Linked DNA regions of Homo sapiens: region 1 is linked to region 2. Evidence: chromatin contacts called from ENCODE Hi-C or POLR2A ChIA-PET data. All regions are on one chromosome and are shown on one strand. The core of a region is the stretch at or near the end of the contact, and the rest is flanking DNA. Distances in the headings are between cores, read along the strand shown.

Evidence for each region. Hi-C counts contacts between places; a loop is a spot of excess contacts on that map. ChIA-PET counts read pairs that join two places held with the same protein, here RNA polymerase II (POLR2A).
Region 1: POLR2A ChIA-PET joins it to region 2 with 12 read pairs in activated B cell. The contact joins two enhancer-like sites. A Hi-C loop is called at or near these places in 1 of 168 maps with a recorded cell type or tissue (chondrocyte). POLR2A ChIA-PET finds 5 or more read pairs at or near these places in 2 of 52 experiments (HEK293 and activated B cell).

What each region holds. Positions count from the first base shown.
Region 1 is chr5:141,939,866-141,942,565 of GRCh38, reverse strand. It overlaps DELE1 (DAP3 binding cell death enhancer 1), which reads right to left. Exons shown (of 12, transcript NM_014773.5): 12 at 519-2,700. Among named protein-coding and RNA genes, the nearest start is that of PCDH12, 17 kb to the left of the region's middle. Within about 2 kb of position 1,367, at least 9 of the 41 ENCODE cell types and tissues checked have a DNase peak (open chromatin) inside an H3K27ac peak, as active enhancers do.
Region 2 is chr5:141,746,594-141,749,293 of GRCh38, reverse strand. No RefSeq gene overlaps it. Among named protein-coding and RNA genes, the nearest start is that of ARAP3, 66 kb to the right of the region's middle. Within about 2 kb of position 1,298, at least 2 of the 41 ENCODE cell types and tissues checked have a DNase peak (open chromatin) inside an H3K27ac peak, as active enhancers do.

The DNA.
Region 1 (2,700 bases), core at 118-2,617, 190 kb before region 2:
AGGAAGGTTACAGAAATTTCTTGACATCAGCCAAGATGTCAAAGCTGAGACTTTGGACACGCTCAAAACAGTTTCCACCAAGATGGGCTCTGTCCCCTGGGAGACTGAGGGAGCAGGCGAGCCAGCAAGCACTGTTACATGTCGTCCTAATTTGGAAAGCATAGAGGGACATTTTTTAAATCAATAGTCAGCCGTTCTCCAGCACCAGGAGTGCAATGCAGTGCTCACTCAGAGCCTGGAGGCAGCTCAGAGATTGACAGGCAGCTGCCTTGTCTGTCACCCAACTTCAGTTTGGCAGCTCACTGACGCTGCCTCTTCTCTGGCTGAAATAAGAGTGATGTGGCAACCACTACCTTTGAAACTCTGGAGAGAACCAAATCCCAAAAAAGAGAGGACAGGAGGAAGGAGAGGCTTGGCCTGGCACATAGTGTGTACCTAGAAAATAGATAAGCATTTTCTAGCTCCTACTAAATTTTGGGTACAACGTGGGAGGAGTAGGACATGATCAGAAACACTCATGCAACAAACATTTTGTGTTTATTGAATAATTACTAAGTGCCAGAAGTAGCACAGGAAACCGTGTGTGTGTGTGTGCGTGTGTGCGTGTGTATAGGCGGCGAGTGGGGGGCAATACAGAATTATTCATTCAAGTTATTTAAAATTATTCATTCAAATTACTTAAAGTACCTACTATGTGCTGGGTAGGCTTGGTGCTGGGCATTGGGTGGGGGGAGTTGAGTATAATCACTCACTTATTTGTTGAATGTATATTTACTGAACATCTGAGTGCCCCACACTATATTAGCACTAATGATATAGTAAACCAAATAGCCTTGTTCCCATCATAGTGTCAGGACTCCCTGAAAACAGCATCTCCGGATAGGGAAACTGAGGCAGTAGAGCTTCCCACAAAGGTCTCATTGGTGAGGGCGCCGGGCTTTAACCCAGCATCCTGACCCAGGCTGGCCCTGCTGATGGGAGCCACCTCCCTCTCGTCCTCTCACACTTCCTCTGGGGCACTGATGATGAGTCATTAATAACAGAATTTTAATGGCAAAAGCACAGCAGTACCCAGCTCTGCCAGTGAAGCCCATCCCCCTGGGGCTGGATCAAGACCGCAGTGACTGAACAGCCAAGGATTTTTGGTCCCTTGACAACACCTTTCTCACGACTCTGCCATCCTTCCCTTTCCACAGGAGAGGCCCTTCCTTTTTAAATTGGAGAGCTTAAAAATATCCTACCCCCAACCTTTGGCACCCCAAATTGAATCAGTACTTAGCTCAGTAGTGACTGAGTGGGAGGGAGAGCCACTCAGGGAGGGCTGCATCTGGCCTTCACCACAGGACGCCCAGTGGCCAGACTGTGAACCAGCCCTCGGCCCCAGCTATGGCTAGAAGGAAGTAGTCAGAAAATCCAAAATGACCACAGAGGGGAGGAGGCTGGGGAGTGGGGCTCCACAGGGAGGGCACACGGTGACATTTCACGCAGAGGGTGCCCCAGGAAGGCTCAAAAGCAATCTGTAGGGAAACGGGCTCTGGGCTCAATTCAGTGAGAGAAAACATTGGGTTAACCAAGTTCTTTACTGGAGGACTTCTTGGAACCTCAAATATGCTGATGTGTATTGTGAATCTATAAAAAGGGGACGTCTGGTGCAGCATTTCCCAAACTTATTTAACCACAGAAACCTTTTTTTGTTTGTTTTTTGGCAGAGAGCTTAGTGCACTGCACAGCTTAAAACCCTGAGCTTGAAACCTCAGGTTTCCTACCCTGCATGGGGCCTTGCACTCAGTGCTGGGGACACTGGAATACAAAGACAAGGACCCTGCTCCCAAGGAGTGCCATCTGTGGAAGGTGGCCATGTGCAGGGTCCAACAGTGGTGAGCCAGTGTGCAGGGCAGCCCTGAAAAGGAGGCAGGGAGCAGGCGAGGAGATGGAGCTAGAGGACGCTTGGGCTCCCCGGGTGAAAGAGAGGTGCTAGGAAAGTATGGCAGGACCACTAAGAAGTTGAGAGAGATGGGGTGGGAAGCAGAGAGGGAAACGTGGACAACTTTCCCCCCTCAAATCTTCTTGCCTTTGAATTGGCCAGGCTGGTTGGTCTCCACTCAGTCATGGGATTGTGGGGGGTGGGCGGTGGGCTCTCTATCCCTCCCAGACCCCACTCTCAACCACATCTATGCTATTCAACTTGGGCTAACATCCAGAAGCCAGGGAATAGCTATTCACAAATTCAGTAACTGGACTCATTAGCACTGACTCAGAAATCTTTTTTTTTCCTAAGTCTCTCTCCTGGAGAAGCTTTTAAGATCCTTTAAATTGGTTAGTGGAGAGTTTAGAGATGAGGACGGAGCCTCAGCTTTCAGCTCCCCCTGCCCGTCTCCCTGGCTCTTCCCATAATACTCAAGGGCAAGAGTGATGAGATAATCCAATATCTGTTTTATTAAACACCTAGACATTTCTGGCACATGTTTCCCAAATGGGGACCTCAAAATCTATACTCTCCAGCTTTAAGACTCCTAGCATTCAATCTACATTTACTCTCCCATGGGTAGGACAGTCATAATGCTTTCACATAAAATTGCAGTATGAACTGATGGACAAGAACTCTGGGCCAGGAGTCAGGAGGCCCAGGTCCTCACCCTGGCCCAGCGACTCATAAAGTCATGCAACCATGAGCATCACTGCCTCCTGGGCCAAAGTGAG
Region 2 (2,700 bases), core at 49-2,548:
TTGGTTCCATCCTTATCTCCCATGCCTGCCATATCATAGGTGCACAGTAAATATTTATTGAGTAAATAAATATGGAGGTTCAAGATCAGGCCAAGCCTGTCCTTAATAGTCTGTACTTTTACCTCAAAGCACTTTGAGGTTGATATTCCCCATAGACTGTAAGCTGCTCCCTGAGGATAGGGGCCATGTTTTCTGGTTCATGTCTGCATCCTTAGTGATTAATCCAGCACCTAGCCCACAGTAGATGTCTATTAAATCTTCATGGAAGGGAATATGTGAGTGAATGAATGATACATACATTCATAAATGAATGAGCAACCTAGGTAGACAAGGACTTTTATCCTATTATTATAATGAGGAAATGAGATTTAGGAAAGAATGGAAATCTGGCTCTCACTTCCCACATTTCAAGTGTTAGAGGCACGATTTTTATGCAGGGAAAGCCGGCCCAGGAGGTTTGGAGCTACTGACCAAGGAGTAGGCGATAAAGGTGGGTAAAAGGCTGGATGGGCAAACCTCAGGGATTAGGTCCAAGCAGATGGAGCCTCTGCCCTGGAGGAAGAACGTTCCTAGAATTATCCTGCCTCCAGATAGAGAAGCAAGGAAGCCTAATTGGTTTCTTCAGCTCCTGGAGTTGGATCCATAAATCATGGCTCCATTGAAAGCACAGGTACCTCCTCTCTAGGGACACTGGTATGACTTGATGTGAGTTCCCAGTGACATGAAGAGGCTTGCAGCCTCCACGTGCAGGTCCCCATGCCACCCTGCCCAGAATAGAAGGCACCGCTCGATAAGGTCTGCCCATCAGCTGCAATGTTTGAGGTATGCAGGTACCCAAGGGAGGAGCAGGGGAGGGAAGGGGCCCAGGAACAGCAGCCGAACACAGGGAGGGAGAGTGAGTGATGAAGACCCAAATAGCCTTCCTTCAGTGAACTCCATCCCATTCACCATTTATTGAGTACCTACCTTGTGTCAGATACTGTGCTGGGCACTGGAGACCCAAAGACAGCTCAGATGCAGGAGAGAACGGGGGGAGAGGCAGCTACAGAGACAATAATCACAACATGGGTGATAAGTGCTTGAGAGGGATGTACAAAGTGCTCTGGGAGCTCACAGCACCAGGCCATTAATTCTTCCTCTGGTGGAGAGGATTTTGGAAGACTTCGCTGAGGAGGAGGTGTTTCAGCTGTGTTTGGTCGGCTCCGAGGTTGGCAGAGGGAGGGAAGGGCACTTCAGGCAGAGGTGAGCATGTGCAAAGGTGGGGGTTATGAAAGAGGAACTAGGGGATTTCTGTGTGGCTGGAGCTGAGGGGAAGGCATGAGGAGACACTAGATGGGGAGCCTCAGGCCAGTATTTGAAAGGCTATGAATGGTCCTACTAGAGAATTTGGATTGGATCCAGTCGTGGGCAAAGGGGAGCCATTGAAGAATTTTAAGCAGGGGTGTGTTTTAGAAAGCCTTATCCAGGGGAGATGGAACAAACCAGGATGGTGGCCAAGGGGCAGAGAAAAGGGAATGGATTCCAGGAACATTTAGGGGGGGAAAATGGACCAGACTTTCCCTGGCTCTGTCATTCTTTCGGACTTTTCTTGCCTTTCTAGGCAGGCTCCGAGTTCCCCTGGGGATGAAGGCTGCTCCCTCCTTTCTCTGTGTCTGGTGCAGGCTTCTGCATACACAGAACTGAACCTACAGGGTCTGACTGACTGACAAGAACAGAGCAGCAGAGCTGACTCCCAGTGGTCAAGGAGTCCTGCTCTGCGGATGACCTGGTGACTTCTCTCCGACTCAGTCCACAAGCCCCAGAGCAGGATGAGGCCCGGGAGGTCCTCCCCTCCCTCCCTTCTTTTCTCTCCCTCTCCTCCCTCCCCCTCCTCCCCTGAGCCCAAGCTTTCTTGCTGGGAGGCTCTCAGAGCCAGCAGAGCTGTGGATGAAATGGTTCGGTGGCTCCAGCCCAGCTGCTGCCATGGCAACCAGGCTGCCTGCCAGACCCAGTCAGGAGCAGGCCCAGCCTTCCTGCTCTAGAACTACGATTCCCAGAATGCAAAGCACCTGAGGCTGTGAGAGGAACCCACCTCCTAGATGGTATCCAGCCAGGGCCTTCCAGCTTGGAAGATGCATAGGGGCATCCCAAAGGGAACACAGTACAGAACATGGGCACCTGTGTGTGCAGAGAGCAGGGGATACTTCTGGAGGAGGCCTGAGAACCCCTCCTGATGTTGGCCCACTGGACATACCAGAAGGAGGCCAATGGCTTCAGGAAGGGATAAAGGCTGGGGATGGGTACTAGTCCTGCTTTTGCCACTAATCTGTGGTGCTGCTTGAAAACTTTCTCTCAAAACTCTACAATGCTCAGTCTCTAACACCACCTTCATAGTCCAAGCCTAGGTGGTTGCAACATGCCACTAATTGGTCTCTTTGCCTCCTTTAGACCCCCTCCCTTCCTTATTCGTGCTGAAGCCTAAGTGACCTTTTCAAAATGCAATTCTGATCATATCACTACCTCCAATGCTCAGCCCCCTGCTGTTTAAACTATTCAGTGTTTAAACCTTTCGCTCTTAGATGAAGAAGCAAATTCCCTCTGTCAGCTGACAAGGCTCTGCATGGCCTGGTCTCTGTCTAGTTTCCAGCCTCCTTACTCACTCCACACACTTCAGCCCTTCTAGACTTTCATTTCCTTGCAGAAGCCATGCTACCTCCTGCC